Linked DNA regions of Homo sapiens: region 1 is linked to region 2. The links are chromatin loops, found by intact Hi-C in ENCODE. Cell type or tissue: mammary epithelial cell. All regions are shown on one strand. Each heading gives the region's core, and the rest is flanking DNA. Links, peaks and the distances in the headings are about the cores only.

What was found. A loop is a pair of places that touch in the nucleus more often than their neighbours do. Peaks named below come from ENCODE experiments on the same cell type or tissue, not always from the same donor. Only the 100,000 strongest peaks of a DNase experiment are listed, where the experiment ranks them.
Region 1: a loop joins it to region 2, with 2.9 times the contacts of the local background. A loop is called at or near these places in 7 of 110 quality-filtered maps.

The regions. Positions count from the first base shown.
Region 1 is chr11:94,633,697-94,641,696 of GRCh38, reverse strand. The region is part of intron 4 of PIWIL4-AS1 (PIWIL4 antisense RNA 1); the gene reads left to right. LINC02700 (long intergenic non-protein coding RNA 2700) reads right to left here and starts at 3,654. Exons shown (of 6, transcript NR_187352.1): 1 at 3,344-3,654. RefSeq lists an enhancer at 1,183-1,682 and a silencer at 7,627-7,827. In mammary epithelial cell, for the core only: no CTCF peak of the experiment used is centred there; no DNase peak of the experiment used is centred there.
Region 2 is chr11:94,701,270-94,711,895 of GRCh38, reverse strand. All of the region lies in intron 1 of PIWIL4-AS1 (PIWIL4 antisense RNA 1), which reads left to right. It also overlaps a transcript of AMOTL1 not described here. Among named protein-coding and RNA genes, the nearest start is that of PIWIL4-AS1, 34 kb to the left of the region's middle. RefSeq lists an enhancer at 4,713-5,912. In mammary epithelial cell, for the core only: CTCF peaks have their summits at 4,776 and 5,789; DNase peaks (open chromatin) are centred at 4,795 and 5,505; H3K4me3 peaks cover 2,933 bases; H3K27ac peaks cover 2,797 bases.

The DNA of each region.
Region 1 (8,000 bases), core at 1-8,000, 69 kb after region 2:
GGAATGTCATCAGTTAAGGCAGGAACCCACCATCTGGATGTGTACGTGCAGGTCACAGGGGACATGATGGCTCAGCTTGGGCTCAGAGGCCTGACAAAGACAACTGCTTTTCTTCCAGGGCTGATGAGAGACCCAAAGGATAAATAGAGCTTAAAGCAAGTTGGAAGCCGTAGACCATTATGCAGATGCCATATATTATTACTTCTTTACAGTTGGGTTGGTTACTAGAGGACTCACCAGCCCCAGCACCCAGATCTCATGCCTCCTAGCCTTCATGGTTTCCAGAGACATTCTGAATAGCCACGGGCCGGCTGGTGCTGACAACTTGGTGTATTCTGGCCAATGGGGGAGGGAGCTGAACGAAGGGATGTGGGCAGGGAGCCATAGTTCTTCCTGCCAAAGCAGAATCTTTGCCTAATTTCCCCATGACAGTCCTACGTCCATGAAGAACTGAGGAGAATGACATCAGTAAGTCTTACACTCGAGTTTTCTGTCAGAGCAGGTGCAACTTCAAAACTGCTTCCGCCCTCAGGACCAGGCATTTCCTAAACACCCCTCCTCCTTCACTTCTCTTCTCACTGCTGCCTGTGGCTGAGGTATTCTTAATGACAAGCCATCGAGTCCATGATAATCAGCTGAGGAGTGATTCTCATTAGATTTCAGGGAAGGAAAAGGCTCAGGCCATGACTGAAGGATGGAAAATAAGAAGGAATATAGCTAACCTGGCCTCTTCACCTGACTCTACTTAGAGTCCATCTTGACAAGCAGATTGGAGTCATGACAGTTCAGACCTGAAATGCTGGTTTTTATTTAAAGGAGACAGGTGGGAAGAGGGGGATGGGAATAACAACACAGCCATTTGCTGCATAACTAATTACCAAAAATTAACAGCTTAAAACTTAAAACAGCTCCCATAGACCAGGAGTCCAGGTTCAGTGTCTCGCAGACTATAATCAGGGAGGGTCTAGCGTCCCATCTGAGGCTCAGAGGGGCAGGGGCGGGGCGGGGGGTGGTGGTGGTGGTGATGGTGGTGGTGGTCTTCCAAGCACACGTGGTTGTTGTCAGAATTGATTTCCTTGCAGCTGTAGAACTGAAGCATCTTGCCTCTTCAAGGCTAACAGGAAAGAGTGAGTCTCTGACTCTAGGCTTCTTACTTGACATTCTCCAGGAACTCACCTGATTAGGTCAGGCCCACCCAGGATTATCTCCCTTTTCATTAACTTCACCTCAACTGCAGGATTTCTTCACCTTTACTATATTCTACTTTTCAGAAGCAAGTTATACATCCCTCCCACAACTGAAGGGGAGAGGATGACACAAAGATGTGGATACCAGGCAAAGAAATCATAGAGGCCATTTAAAAATTCTACCTACTACATCCTCCGTTTGCTGAGCTCCATGTGTGTGTTGCAGGACTTTCTCCTTAGTTCAGCTAAAGACGGGGTCCTTGTCAAACATCCATGAAATATTAGGCTTGCAGACACTTTGAAGGGTGAGAAAAATGGTATTTATTGGGCGAAAAGGGAAAAAAAAAAAGGAAAAACAGAGACTCTCCGGAAAGCCAGAGTCCTGCTACTGCACTTCCTGCCTGGCGAACTGAATCCCAGGTTCCACCCAGGAAGAGGGCGGCAGGCTCCTCCCCACTGCAAACCACGCGAACCTCCCAAGGCTCCACCCCAGCGTGCATTCCTCCCAGTGTGCAGGTCAGGGAGGCTCTGCCAGGGAGCACTTCCTACCTGGCTGTCTCATGTGGGGTGTGTGTTTGTGTGTGTAACAGAAATCAACTTGTTCCGACTCACCTTAGCAAAATCAGGGGGATTGGTTTTAAGGAAACGATGTCTTGTGGACCCAGGATACAAATGCAGCCTGACCTGTGGAAGGACAGGAGTTAGGGTGAGGAAAGCCATAGGGAAACTTGGATCCCTATGGCTTCATCATTCTCTCTCTCTCTGTGAACCAACTTTATCTGCTGTCCAATTTGTGCTTTACAGTTCCAGCCATGGTTCCAACAACCATGCTATCTCATCCCATTGTCTCTGGTAGAATCAGTATCTCTCTCTTTCTCTCCTCCATTCCCAGTTCTAAATTCTTAGAGAAGGAATCTTGGGTGGGCTGCTCATCTGTATTGTAGTTGTCTGTGGCCAGAGAGGACAGGATGCATGTTACAAGCATGGCTGCTGGGAATCCACCCATGGTGATCATGTAGCGAAGGGAGGATGGGGTCAGTTCCAGGAGAAAGAGGCTGAGGTCCCAAGAGATGTCCACTGCATGGTGTCAGGCTTTGTCATTAGTGGCCAGTATGTGCATATGCCACATCATCTGGTGCACAACTGAGCAGCAAGGCCTTTTGCTGGTGGAGGGGGCGGAATGAGACATGTTTAACAGTGTTCCACAGTTAGTACTATGTGCTGCATAAACCAGGGACTTGTTTCCAGCCGGAAGTGATGCTTCCTGTCAAAATCAGTTTACAGCTATGTTCCCATCACCCCAGCACTTAGAAGAAGGCTGATCCCACAGAAAGAATTCAGCAGCTGCAGAGAATGAGGATATAGGCACACAGGGCCCAATTTAGAGACACAGCCCTGCAGCATCTCATAAACCTTTTTTAGAAATGGCTGAGAAAGAGCTGCTTTGAGCAAGAAGTGAAAGTAAAGAAGGATTGGGTAATCAAAAGCCCGGAAGAAGGAAGGGAATCTTCCAGCACAGAGTGTAATGCTCATGTTTTGCTAAGAAGAAAGTGAGACACACAAAAGGCTCCAGACAGGGCGAGTTATTAAACCTCAGACATGCTGCTTAAGAGCTCTTACCAATTCTTACTTATGAGGAACTGGCTTCCAGATCTCTCGTGTGTCTTATAGTTGTTTTATACAAGTGTGCACAGGGAGGTATAAACTGGATGTGATTCTCACCCCAGGATGTGGGTGCTTACCAACCAGTCCTTCTGCAGTCTTCACATAGTTCAAAGCCAAAGGATCATTTCCAGCGCTGACATATTTGTGGAATCTTCAAGGGAAAGGAAAAGGCTAACCCAAGGCAAAGTGTTATTTGCTCACATCACTTAAGGAATTTTTTCAAAATTCTAGAGATTAACGGGTAAGTCTATAAAATTCAAAAGGAACTACTATATTAAAGTAGGGTTGTCATCACTTCTCCTTGCAGTTATTGTCTCCCTGTCCCCTGGCTCCAAGTGCATTGCATCATGAAAGGAAACTGTCACTCTTTTCAGCATTGGCTGTTCTGACTTGGTATTTTACTGCATGGTGATCTGATGCTGTTGGGGAGACAGGCATGTGGAGCATTTTAAGCCACGAAGGAAGGTATGTGAACTAAATCCACAACTCACCTCTTAGGAACAACTGCCTGAGGATAGGGTTCTTTCAGAAAACATAAGCTCTGGTGACAAATTCACTCAACTGATTGCTGCACCTTGTTTTAGAAAATGCTTCTAGAGGTAGCAAAATAATTCACATGAGGATTTATGAAGATGTACTTCATCCTTGATTTGGGAAGAGGTGAGAGAGACGATGTCCACCTACCACGGTTCACCCATGTGAACTTTCTTGTTACTCCTACTGTGTCATCCAGTCACTGAGCAAAGTCCTGGGCACACTTCATTAAACACAGTACCTGCTTTTGAAGAATTCACAGTCTCACAGGAGAGAAGTATGTGTAAACTGATGGTTAAAATACATCACAGTGTTAGGTGTTGCAGAGGGGAATGGGCAAAGCATTATTAGATCATAGAAGGAATGACTAGGCATGCAGCTCCTTCCAGACTCAGCTTGGGAATCCTCCCAGTCCGACGGCTGTGCTCTACCACTCTCTGCTCACTTTCCACATGACATTGGTACTTTGTGCTCCTGTGTCTCTCTCCCCAACAAGGCTTCAAGCCAGGGTTTCTCAGCTTTGGCATTATTGACATTTTGGGCCAAATTTTTGATGGTAGGGAGGGGGAGCCGTCTTGTGCGTTGTAGAATGCTTAGCATCATCTCTGCCCTCTACCCAGGATCGCTGCCCTCTGTCTGCCAGTAATACACACACACACATACACACATATGACACAGACACACACAACACACACATGAACACAGACACACACATACCCCCCACACTATTAATGGCAATACAAAGTCTCTGCCAAATGTCCCCTAGGCAGCAAAATCGCCCCAGTTGAGAGTCCCTGCTTTAAGCTGTTCCAGGGCAGCAATGACATTTTCTTCATCTCTGAATCCCTGGTGCCCAGGACATTTCTGTCACTGCGAACCAAACAGAATATGGCTTGGAGGGATGAGGGAAGCCTTAAATAAGAGAACTATCTGATTCGAAGTATAAAGAGGAATCATCTAGGTCAGCACTCTCCTATAGAACTTTCTGTGATGATGGAAATGTTCTATGTCTTCACTTTCCAATACAGTGGCTGCTACGTGTGGCCTTTGAGTACTTGAAATGTATGACTGAGGAACTGGATTGATTTCAATTACTTTAAATGTAGCCTTCAAAGGCCACATGTGATTAGAGCCTCCATCTTAGATAGCACAGCTCAAGCACTGAGTGGCCTGGCCCAGGGTAAGCACTACTCATCAAATGCAAGTTTGGGTTTCAATAGATTCCCAGATGATTCAAATATATATTCATACTTCCAGTTTTTCTGACCATTATCCAAGCGTAAAGCAATATATTTTGGAATAAATTGAATATTCCCATGCTTCCTTCTAAAGAGATAATAAAAGAGGCTGATCCCACCTATTGTAAAGCAACCAGGGATGCCATTATTGAGGGGCTTGAAGATAGATGCTGATGAAATTCTTAGAATCACCCCATTTATTTAAAAGCAGCCCATCTGACTATCTAAGCTTCCATGCATTTATCTAAATAATGGATATTGAGGGCCTACCAGATGCTATTGTTCGATGAGATCACAAAGATATGCAAAACAGCCAGAGAGAAAAATGTAGAAAAAACTATGCTGCACTGTTAGAAGGGCAGGAATGGAGTTGTGTGTGTGGTACAGGGAGGATACAGGGAAGGGAGATTCTAAGTGCCTGAGATGGACAGAGAAGTTTTGACAGCAGAGCTGACACTGAGCTGAGCTTTAAGTGAGAATTAGCTGAGTCAGTTTCCTAAACTTATCTGAACAGCCACCAGACACAAACACACACAAAAATCACCTAGGGACTTGTTAAAAAATAAATTCTCAAGTTTCTTCCCTGGAAATTCTTAGTATAGAACTCAGTTTTAGCAAGCATCCCGGGCAAATATAGGAAGTGAGTGTTAGGAGAATGGGGCCCATAATTACCATGTGCTGATAGAAACGGTGCCAAGGTCTTGATAATGTTTCTGATAGCTAAAACTATCAGTATATCACATTTGACTTATATTAGAAGGCAGGAATTTGAAAAATAAAAGAATGAAAGAGAAAGGAAAGCTACCCATACTTCCACCATGTAGACCTAATCATTGATATTTTTGATAAATATTCTGCTTGTCTTTTTGTGTACACTCACACACACTCACACGAAACTGGAAGAATACTATACCTATTCCGTTTTTTACATACTTTTTTATCTTACAATAATTTTAGATTTAAAGAAAAGTTGCCAAGATAGGACAAAGTGTTCACATATACCCTACACCCAGTTTTCCCTATTATTGTCTTATATTAGTACACTGCCTTTGTAACAGTTAATGTACTAATATTTATATGTTACTGTTATCAAAAATCCATACCTCATTCAGATTTCCTTAATTATTATTCATTGCTCTTTTTCTATTCCAAGATCGGATCCAAGATATATTATATTTAATTACCATGTCTCCTTAGGCCTATCTTGGCTGTGACAGTTTCTCAGTCTTTTCTTGTCTTTCTTGACCTCGACAAGTGTTTTGTAGACTTTCCTTAAACGGATATTTTTCTGATATTTTTCTCATGGTTAGATTGGAGTTGTCTGCTTTTGTTTTAATTATAATTTTAAGTTTGGTAAACTTTTAAATTACAGAAAAAAAAAATAAGACAAAGATGCAAATATCATCAACCCAGAATTGACAGTTGTTATCATTTTTGTATTTGTTTCATTTTTTAAGAAAACTAATAGAATTATAGTCAAATTCCCTTTATTGAGCATCCTTACCTATAATTCACAACCCTCCCTGCCTCATAGATGTAACCACTGTCATGAATTTAGTGTGCAATCTTCCATTTCCACTTTTTCCTTTTATATGTATGTACACACACGCCTATAAAACCAGGGAAATATGTGGTATTTACATGTATGTTAATTCTTGTCTATGAATGACATTGTAAGCACATCAGACCAACTGGTTCAACTTTTATGTGACAAAGTTGTGAGTTGTTTTTCAGTTGCCATGGACCCCCAGGTTAAAGGGCACATAATCTGAGCATGCCCAGATGAACCAAATGTGCAACCACAAGGGGAACCTAAGTGCTGGGATGAAGGAGCAGGACTGAATTAAGAAGCAGCAGACACAGCATGGCAGGATCCAGCCAGAGCATGCGTCCTGGCCTCACCTCACTGCCAGATCCAATCAGATCATGCCTTATTACCCATTTTAAAATCTGACCCACCCCCAGCTCAGGGAGACATTTGAGCATTTCCTCCTCTCATGTGGCCAGTGGACTTGCGATTAACCTTTCTCACAGCAAAAACCCAGTGCTTCGGTGTTGGCTTTCCACTGCACATGGGCAAACAGACCCCATTTGGTTTCAGTGACAGCATGATGTACCCATCATTCTTTAACTTGATTTTTTTTCACTTAACCTTTTTTTTTTTTTGATAACTATTCATGTAGATCTACATAGTCTGAGCCAGTTAATTTCTTTTCATTGCTATATGGTATTCTGTAGTATGCCTACAGTATAGTTTATCCATTTTCTTCTTATAGACAGGTGCAAGAAATTCTCTGAAGTATAAACCTCAAGGTAGAATTGCTGGTTTGTAGGATATGGGCTTCCAGATATGATTGAACCGGTTCATGCTCCTAGCAGCAATGTTTAAGAGTTTGTTTCTCTGCATTCTCAACAACAGTTATTACTGACAGATAGTTTAATTTTTTCCGAATGTATAAGAGTGAAATTAAATCTCATTGGTGTTTTATTTTTAATTTTCCTTATTACTACTGGTGAAGTTGAGTATCATCTTAGATATTTGTTAGTGAATTGCTCTTGGGCCCTTTTTTCTACTGGGTGTTTTTGTCTGTTTTTCTTACTAACTTAAACTTTTTTTGTTTTTGCATATTTGGGTTAATCATCCTTTTCTTGTTGTGTATGTTACACATATACTGTTTTAGCCTACAGTTTGTCTTTTAGCATTACTACTGTCTCATTTGTCATTCAGAAGTTTACATTTTGACAAAGTCATCAGTCTTTTCCTGTATAATTTATACTTTTTCTATATTGCTTAAGAAATTTTCCCCTACTTTAATATCTTAAAGATATTCCCTATATTTTCTTCTAGTTGTTGCAATTCTTTTTCATGTTTTCTTTAAGCTACATGAAGTCTCTTTTTGTTTTTCATGTGAGCTAGGAGTCTAATTTTCTTTCTATATGAAACCTAGCTATCCCAGTATCTTTTATTAAGTAGTTCATCCTTTCAACTGTAATGCCAATTCTACTAAATGACAGATTCATATATGCAGCAATTTGTTTCTGGGATTTTAATCTGTTCACCTGAGCTTTTATCTATGACTCAGCCGAAACCACAGTTTTACTTAATTAGCTTCATAATAAACTCTGATACCCGGTAGAATAAGCAACCCTTTCTTGTTATTCTTTTTCAGAGATTTATCAGATATTTTTGGACTTTTGTTCTGCCACATAAATTTTAAAATGTTTATAAAGTTTTATGGGAAACCATGTTAGGATTTATATTGGAATCGCATTGAAATTATAGATGCATTTGGGGGAGGATTGCCATCTTTACCATATTGAATCTTCCTATTCATGAGCAGTTTACCTGTCCACTTATTAAGACCTTCTTATGTGT
Region 2 (10,626 bases), core at 1,443-9,442:
GCATCTTTATTTGTAACAGCCAAATATTAGAAACTACCCAAATGTCCTCCAATGAATAAATGAGTGAATGCTTAAGCAAACTGTAGTACATCCATACTATTCAATACAACACAGTAACAAAAAGGAACCAACTATTGATACGCATAACAACCTGGATAGATCTCAAGATTATTATGCTGAATGGAAGAGGCCAATATCATAAGGTTACATAATGCATGACTATATAACATTCTTGAAATAAAATTATATAAATGGACAACAGATTAGTAGTCTCAAAGGGTTAGGGATGGGACCATGGCTTTAAAAGGGAAGTATAAAGAAGCCTTGCAGTGATGATATGGTTAGTGATATTTTGATTGTGGCAATAGTTACATGAAGCTAATGTGACAAAAACTGTATACAATCACACACACAAACACACACACACACAATGAGTACATGCATAGCTGATAAAATCTGATAAGGTCTGTGGATCGTACCAATGTCAATTACCTGGTTTTGATATTGTACTATAGGTATGTAAATGTTAACAGTGGCGAAGGCTGGGTGAAGGGGGGCACTCATAGACTCATGAATCTATAAATATTTCATAATGTTTTTTAAAAATATACAAGCCAGCTATTCTTTAACAGCCAGAGTGTTTGCATGATTCTTTGTTTACAAAATCCACAACTAGATCAACCATAAATTTAATGAGATGGATCTGTCAAACATCAATTCATATATTAAAATTACACAGATTAAAATTTTGTATTCACAAGGTCTGAATAACTCAAGAAAACTTAATATTCACATTTGGCTCTCAAGAGTGATTTTATCCTTCACCCTGACCTACCAAAGTGGTAGCATCTATCTGTATACTGGTAAACCTAAAATGTTTGGAGTACCTTGGGCTTTGGATCCCCGTAGAAGTCATCTAACTTCAGTTTCTCCTTAAACACAACTTTAAAAATAGTAATAAATAGTTATAATATATTGAGCACTGAACTATTCAACTACCTGCTACAGAGTGGAAGGTAAGAACAGGACTCACAAGAAATGAGAAAACATGGTCCCAATTCATATTATTTTAGATACAGAGGATGGGATGCAGAGGTTGTTTTTAAGCCTTTGGAAATGCATTTAGGAGCAAAAAGAGGGACAAAAAATGGCAGTAGAAGAGATATTCAGAATGTAAATATTCAGTGTGATATAAGTATTTATTGAACACTTATCTTGAGCACCTGTAGAGTGATGACCAACTGAAGCTCTGGGTTTGCCAGGGAGCCTGTGGCTTTGGGACTTGCAACAAAGTATCATTAGTACTGCTCCAACGCTGTCACTACTGCCACTGTTAGCTGTTATTCATTTACGTAACACAGATGTATTAGGCACTGTGCTAAGCACTCCACAAATATCATCTACAAATATAATCGCCACACGAACCTTGTGAGATGGCATTACTATCCAGATTTTAAAGAAGAAGAAACTGAGAAGACATGTCTAGATACTTTCCCAAGGTCAGCAACTAGAAAATGTCAGAGTCCTGATAGGAACCCGGGTCATCTGACTTCAAAATTCATACTTTTAACCAATAGTCTATGTGTCTTCACCAAAGCCTGTTTAAAACCCTCCTCTTTGCTACTCTTTTCTCATGGCTTCAGGTGCTTTCCACCAGGCCTCAGGTGGCACCTCTGGGCAGTTCCCTGACTTCATATTGTCTCTGCTCTACCTCCTTCCCCTAACAAATTCCATGTGGAGGATTGGGCACAGCCAATATAGCAGGCAAGGCAGATCTTCAGCAGAGCCTTGTATGAGGAGAGTTGGGTGGGTAGGTATGGAGGCAGATGATGAGAGAAGAGTGTATGTGTGAGTGTGAGAAATGTTTTTTCCCTGATTTTATTATAACGGTAAAACGAGTTAGTAAATGAGTCTCTTTCTCGAGTCTTTTTAACTAAAACATTTGAGTTAGTGGTATAAGGCCAGGAAATATGCAAGGACAAAGAACTACCTGGTTGGATTCTTCTATTTCTGACACCATCTCAGGGGCTTGATCTCAGCCGGCTTCAGAGTAAACAAGGTTACTACCTTGTTCCCATTATCTAATGCTACATAAAAACCACCCCCAAACTTAGTTAATATACATTGTTATTATCTCTCAATGTTCTATGGGCTGAGTGGGCTGAGCTGAGTGGTTCTTATTCAGGGTCTCTCATATAGTTGCAGTCAGATAGTGGTGGGGGCTGGAGTTATTTAAAAGTTTCTTTCCTTACATGTCTGAAGGCTAAGTTTGAATGGCTGGAAAATCTGAGGACTGGTTGGGATTCAATCCTTGTAGCCTCTCCATGTGGCCAACTTGGACTTTCTCACAGTATGCTGGTCTCAGAGTAATTGGCAGTCATGGGCTTGGGCCAGCTTGTATTGGCTTATAAGAGCTGATTCTGCATATCTCCTCCCAAACCTGTGTTCAGTGCTATCATTTTGGAAGCCATGGTGGGAGTATTTACACCATGAAAATTGGCAAACACTGCAAATTAAGGAACTTTTTTTTTTCTCCAGAGAGCCAGTTTACTAGCACATGACTCTACATGGTAGTTGGCTTCTGCCAAAGTAACTGAGACAAGAAACCCAGAAGGAAGATGTAAACCTTCATAGAACCTAGCAATGGTTGTCCCAGAATGTTGCCTTCTTCTCTTTCTATTGGTCAACCAAGTCTCTAAGGCTAGCCTATATTTAAGAGGTGGAGAATTAGCATTAAACTCCTGTGGGAAGAGTAGCAAAGAATTTGTACAGTCTAGGAGCTGGCACAGAGTAGGCACTCAATAAATGCTTGATTAATGAATGAGTGTGTAGTCATTTTAAACACTGATCTGCACATCCTTAAGCCACTCTAAATGCACAAGTCCTTTTAGAAACTTTTACTTCAACCAACGATTTTTAAATCTCTGAGTAGCCTAACTCTAAAACTGCTTGATATAGATCTATTTACACTCTGTCCGCAGGTATTTGCAGACCTGTTTACTCAGGCCTTTCCTGGTTAACTGTACTGGTTTCCTGTACTCAATTGGTAGTACTACACACATTACAATCACAGATTGCTTGCTTTATAGACGTTTATAGATGTGCTGTTTAGGTTGGCTTTATTTCCTTAAGTAAACTGCAAGTTTCTTAAGAGAGTTCGCATGTATTTCTTTGCCACTCCTCCTTCCTACCATGCCAACTACAGATAGTTTTAAACACATACACATGAATACTTACAACATAGGTGGTGGTTAGAGATTATAACCCTTAAAAGTGAAGGAAAGAAGGAGCGGTACTAAAATTTTTTAATTGCTATGTTTTAGAGCCTTCCATAAATGTTCTCATTTAACTCTTCTATTTACCTAATGAAGCAGGTATTGTTTCCATTTCACAGTTGAGGGAAATGAGCCTCAAGAAGGTTTAGACATTTGGTCCAAGCCATACCGGGAGGTGGAGAAGCTGGGATTCAAATGAAGACCCACATGGTTCCAAGGTCTGAGGCTTACGCATTCTTCAGGCTGCCTTCCCACTGCTTTCTACATTCCCTATCCTCTCGCATTCTGGCCTCTCTCCTTAAAGCACCTACAAGAGTCATAAAAATGCTAATGCTTCTAAACTCCAAATAGAGTAATAAGCATTTCAAGTTCTTCTCTGGTAAAAATGTCCTTAGAAAGCTTAGTAAAACAAGAAGCTTAGAGCGTCTTATACTAGGAGTGGAGTGAGCCTGGTAGCAGGGGGGACGAGCTAAGGGGATAATGCAATAACTCAGGCAAAGCGTGTTGATGGGTTAGACCAAGGTAGTAGTGGTGGGGTAGAGAGATGTAAACCATTTGGAGAGATATTAAGAAGACTGACTCAACAGACTAGTGATTGATTGGATTGTGCAGGTGCTGATCAATTATTTTAGAACCATCATTCTGGATGCTGCTGGGAGGTAAGACTGGAGAGAGGAGGCCCAGATGTGAGGTTTCTGTATTCCTAGAAAAAATTGATAACGGCTTTAAACTAGGGTAATATCTGTGGAGGTGGGGAGAAATGGATGGATTTGAGAAATAATATGGAGTTCGAATCTGCTGAATGTGTTCCCAAATCAGATGTGAAAATGTGAGGAAGTTTGGAGGGGTGTTTAGGGTGAAATCCAGAAATCTACCACCAGGAACTTTTCACAGACCTAGGGGACACAGAAGGGGGAGCAGATTTCAGGTGAGGATGAATTCTGGATATGGTCTAGTCTGAGGTGAATGTATAACCAGGCACTGGCAGCCAGTATGCAATTGCATTTAAAACAAAGCAAACATCTCTTATCTAAATGAGTCTTTGCTCCCTGTATAGGTTATAGATGATTGTGCCAAATACTATATGTGGCAGGGTTCTGTGCCAAGAAATAAAGGGCTCTGCAATTCTCAACATTTTCATTTGACAGTGGTTCAACTTTCTTTCCAAAAGCCGTTTATCATCCTGTAGGCACCTCTGTCATAAACAAGATGTCTTTATTGAGCCTTCCAAAGCTGATAAGAGTTGTATGATTCAATCAGTGACAGAGACTCATATAACTCATAGGAAGTGTTGCAGGGAGATTTCAGTGGTCTCTAGGAGCACAGGGTCTGCCTTCACACACACACACACACACACACACACACACACAGAGAGAGAGAGAGAGAGAGAGAGAGAGAGAGAGAGACCTCATGTATATTTTCTTGGAAGAACTCATAGGGTCAGGCACTAAGATATGTTTGTACACTTCTGCCCTGCATGCGGCAGCACAGCCATTGTTTGAACAAGGTACCTGCATGTCAGAACAGGCATCCTGGGCCCCTTTTTTTCCTGCTACACTCCTGAGAAAGAAGGGAAGCATTCACACCAGCGAAACAGCAAATCAAGGCTCTCCAGAGAGCTGCTTTTCTGCACATATTTTATAAGAATCAGCTCTCTAAGAGTCTACCCAATCAGTAGGAAGGCAAAGGAGGTATGGATGGCCCTAGCCCAAAGGAGTCCACTTACAGTTGCTTCACTAACATGCTCATTATACAGCTCTTAGAATAGGCACCTAATACCAAGCCCCGATTAGATTCCTACACCCACTGTGAGAGCCCACCACTGCAGCTCAAAGCTGACTTCGCCTAGCCATGGTCTGCCACCCCACCAGGTGGGGACCGGCTGCCATGGAAACAGCCACCCTCCCCACCCAATGGAGTATTTCTTGATCTAATTCCAACTCTGCCCATAGATGCCTTCCAAAATCCCCCCCTCGTGTTAAGGTTCCCTAGAGTGAAACCCACTAAATAAGAATTTTCTTACCTGTGAGAAGTCCTGGTGACCGGCAGTGGAAAAAATACTAAGTTCTAACAGAAGTGACAGGGACTCACAGAGCAAATGTGTTCGTTTTAAAAGAAGAAAGGTGACTTCATCCCTGGTGCCGTGGAGTTTAAAAAGAGCAACGAGTGCTGCCTGGCTGAGCCAACTCTGCTTCATCAGTGATGACTCCATCCAAATTATGCAGCCATTGCCCAGACATGCTCAGCCTTCAGAAGGTAAATCGCTGGAATCTGACTAACCCTGTTGTTTTCAAAGAGCTTCAGAAAATCCTAAGGCACCAATTGCCTTAACTGGCACCAGAGAAAGAAAAATTATGCACTTATTTCCTTGAGTCATGTCATTATCTCCCCCAAATCCAACTCTGAAAAACAGTACTCTAGGGAAGGAAAATAGATATTTAGACTTTCTGAGAGGTGAAAATTACTGGGGAAGTGGAAGCAGGGAGGAAGAAGAAGCGAAGGTATTTCAGCCAGGAGGAGGGGCTGTAAGAAGCTGGAAATGACCAAATTGCTAAGAAATTTTCAGAGCTATGAATCTGTAAGCAAAGGTGACAAACAGGTGACTGGACTTTGCAAAGGGAAAAATATTCAGTTAAGAAAAGGAGGTTAGTTGCTACAGGAAAAAGTGTGACAGCCTTTCTCAAAAATGCAACCAATTTTTATTTTCTTTTTGTTGAACATAATGCCACTCATTCAATATGGGGTCATTTGTAATATTAACATATCAGTTCAAAACATGCCTGCGTTCTAAACAGAAGGATTTGGAGAAAGAGACAGGATTTTTTTTCTTCTGTATGTTAAAGGTGAGGCTGGAGGAATTAGATTTGTAACATGGGATTCAAGGTCATTTCAAGCTACCCAGTGGGCCAATCACCTACTCTTGATGCCAAGTCCTTGGTCTAAACTTTGGACAAGAGTTCTGGCTGGGGTGCTAGGGAAAGGAATGGTAATGAGTGTGATCTCTGTTGGAAGTGGGGCAGAGGGTTGAGCTCAGCAGCCAGCTGCCCTTTCTCCCAGGCTTCTATTTCAGGAGAGTATAAGGTGACTCTGGGTCATTAGGCTTCTATCTAATTTCTTGCTCAGCTATTTTGAGGCTTTGAGATTTTCCTGTGTCAAGTTTCACTCCAAAGAGGCTAAAACAAGAAAAAATGCACTTTTTATTTAGATAGAGGTATTCAGATCCAACATTAGAGATTTTCGAAATCACAGATTTAAGACATGTCAAAGTGGCTTACAAAGGGAACTTGCAAATCTTTTGTTTGGGGTGTGAATAATGATAGGAGTAGAAGACGGGCAGCGTTTCATCAATGGTAAGAACAATGAAGGCAGGAGTCATTTTTATTTGGTTCATCATAATGTCCTTGAAACCTAGCAAAGAGAGTACCATACAGTAGGTGCTCAGCAGAAGGAGAGTGAATGGTGTCAGTCCTTTTCCATTCCAGGTCTCTAGAATAGATCTGCTGAGAATGCTTAAAGTCACCATCTTGTTGGTGAGGCATTTGGAGAGAGCATGAGCCAGTGGGTCTTGTAGAACGAAAAAGAACTTGGTTATTTGCTTTGTCTCAGCCTCTAGGTTCATTGCCAAAGTTAGAATGGAGCAAAGAAGGCCAATTGCTGGACTCAGGAGCCTCCTTTCCTCCCCAGGAGCCTCCTTTGCCTATGAGCTAGACTCTCATGTCTTTTCCTAAGGCCAGGACTCAACCCAATGGGTAATCTGCCAATTGTCTTCAATTTTTTTTTGTTCTCAAAAGCCTATTAAAATTTTCAAACTTAGAGAAAAGTCAGAATAATTGTACAGTGAACACCTATATACTTACCACCGGGTTTCTTCAATTAACATTTTGCCACGTTAGTTTTATCCCATGTTGATTCTCTGCTCATTTCTCTATCCATCCAGCAACTCATTTAATTATTTTTGTTATTGTCTTTCAAAATAAGTTTCAGACATTAGTATATTCCCCCCAAATACTTCAATATTATTAGCCAGAGTTCAATATTTATTTACAATTTCTTTGTTTCTATTCAGATAAAATCTGTATACAGTGCAATGCACAGATCTTAAGTGTATCATTTCCAAGTTCCTCTAGACACATACACCTGTGCAATCCAAACTCCTACCAAGATACAGAACATAACCATCACTCTGGAAAGTTTCTTTATGTCCCTTCCTAGCAAACCCCTATCTCACATCCCAAGAGATAACCAATCTTCTGATGATTTTCACCAGATTAGTTTTGCCTGTTTTAGTATTTTATATTAATGGAACCATACAAATTGTATTCTTTTATGCAAATTTGTGTGCACTCAGCATGTTTTGGGGGTTCATTCATCCATGTTGTTGCTTGTATCAGAAGTTGGTTTCTTTTCATTGCTGAATAGTATTTTACTCTATGAATATGCCAGTATTCTAGTAATGGATACCTGGGCTTCCAGCTTAGGGCTATTAGGAATGAAGCTAATGTGAACATTTTTGCACATGTCCCTGTGAACATTTGTTTTCAGATCCTTTGAGTAAATACGTAAGAGTGAAATTGTTGGTTCTTAGGGTAGCTATATGCAATTTTATACAAAATTGCAAGATCTTTTCCAACATTCTTATGTAATTTTCCTCTCCCACCACCAATGTATGAAAGCTTTAATTGCTTCATGTCCTCACCAAAATTTCGTGTTGTCAGCCTTTAATTTTAGCCACACTGGTAGATGTGGAATGGTATCTCATTGTGGTTCTAATTTGCATTTCCTTGATGACTAAAGATATTTCATGTTTTTCATGTGTTTATTGACCATTCACTTATTACCTTTTGTGAAGTGTCCAAAATTTTTGACCATTTAAAAAATTTTTAAATTGTTTTATTATTGTTTTAGATGTTCTTAGCATATCATGGACACCAATACTTTTTTATTTTTTTGAGATAGGGTCTCACTCTGTTGCCCAAGTAGGAGTGAAGTGGCTTGATCATGGCTTACTGCAGCCTTGACCTCCCAGGCTCAAGTGATCCTCTCACCTCAGCCTCCTGAGTAGCTAGGACTACTGGTGCATGCAACCACACCCAGCTAGTTTTTGTATTTTTAGTAGAGGCAGGGTTTTGCTATATTGCCCAGGTTAATCTTGAGTTCCTGAGCTCAAGCAATCCAGCTACCTTGGCCTCCCAAAGTGTGGGGATTATAAGCATGAGCCACCATGCCCAGCCAGATACCAATACTTTTTAAGGTAAGTTTTGCAAATATTTTCTTCTGTCCTGTGGTTTGTCTATACATTTTCTTAATGATGTTTCTGTGCTTCTTTTCATTTCTTTAAATTTTTATTATCTAACATAATATTTTTGCTTTTTTAGTTTTTACCTCACTCAAAGTCATACAGATATTTTCCTACATTTTCTTCTGGAAGTTTTTTAAATTTTAGCTTTTATATTTAGGTCTATGGTCCATCACAAATTAATTTTTGTGGACGGCATAAGTTAAAGCAAGGTTAATTTGTTTCCATATAAAATGTAGTTATTTCAACACCATTTGTTGAAAAGACTTCCTTTCCCAATTAGGTCACTTTGGCACCTTTGTTGAAAATAAAATAAATGTATAAGCATGTGTCTATTTTTATTTCTGGGTTCCTTATTCTTTCCATCAGTCTGTTTGTTGATCCTTATACCAGTTGCAGACTCTCTTGATTACTATAGCTTTAGGGTAAGTCTTGACGTCCAACAATGTGAGTCATGTGATCTCATATCAAATTGGAGGAGGGTCCTGGTGGAAGGTGATTGGCTCAAGGGGGCAGATTTCCCTCTTATCTTCCCCTTGCTGTTCTCATGATAGTGAGTTAGTTCTCACAAGATCTGATTGCTTGAAAGTGTGTGGCTCCTCCCCTTTTCTCTCTTTCCTGCTCCACCATGGTAAGATGTGCCTGCTTCCCCTTCACCTTCTGCCATGATTGTAAGTAAGTTTCCTGAGGCCTCACAGCCATGCTTCTGTACAGCCTGTGGAACTGTGACTCAATTAAACCACTTTTCTTTATAAATTACCCAGTCTCAGGTAGTTATTTATAGTGGCGTGAGAACAGATTAATACATCATCCAACTTAAATTTCTTTTTTCAAGACTTCTTTGAATATTCTAGGTTCTTAGAATTAGAATCATCTTGTCAATTTTGACCAAAAGGAATAGTAGAATTATGATTATCATTTTATTGAATCTTTAGATCAATTTGGTAATTATAGCCATCTTAAGAAAACTGAGTTTTTCAATCCATTAACATGATTATCTCCCCATTGATTTATATCTTCAATTTTATTCAGCAATATTTTGTTGTTTTAGTATAGAGGTTTTGCATGTCTTTCGCTAAATTTATTCCCAGATATTTTGCTTTTGACACTAATATAAAATTATTTTTTAAATTTAACTGTCCAATTCTTTGCTGCTAATACATAAAAATGCAATTGACCTTTGTATATTAATCTGATATCCTATGACTTTGCTAAATTCACTTAATAGGTAAGTAGTTGCTATGTAAATACAATAGGAATTTCTGTAAGAATACTCATGTCATCTAACATAGAGATAGTTTTACATTTACTTTTTCCATTCTGAATTCTGAATTCCATTCTGTATGCGTTTTGGAATTTTTTTTTTTTTTTTTTTTTTTGAGACAGAGTCTCGCTCTGTCACCAGGCTGGAGTGCAGTGGCGCAATCTCAGCTCACCGCAACTTTTGCCTTTCGGTTTCAAGTGGTTCTCCTGCCTCAGCCTCCCGAGTAGCTGGGACTACAGGCACACGCCACCATGTCCAGCTAATTTTTGTACTGTTAGTAGAGACAGGGTTTCACCATGTTGGCCAGGGTGGTCTCAATCTCTTGACTTCATGACCCGCCCACATCGGCCCCCCAAAGCACTGGGATTACAGGCGTGAGCCACCGCGCCCAGCAGGTTTTAATTTTTTAAATATGCTTAAGTCCTCCTGTCCATTGTTAAACAAAGTGGTGAGATTGGGCGTTCTTGACTTGCTCCCAACTTTAGGGAAACAGTGTTCAATATTTTGCAATTAAGTATGATGTTAGCTGAAGGCCTTTTGTAAGTGCTCTTTATCAAAATAAGGAGGTTACCTTCTATTTCAAATATCCTGTGTTTTAATTATAAATAGGCATTGAATTTATTAAATGTTTTTCTGCATTTACTGAAGTGACTATGTGATTTTCCTTCATTATTCTTTAGCGTTAATAGCATACATTTCTGAATGTTAAACCCCCCTCTCATTTATGATGTTGGTAACTTGTGTTCTCTCTGCTTATTTCTTGATCAATCTACCTAAGGATTTGTCAACTT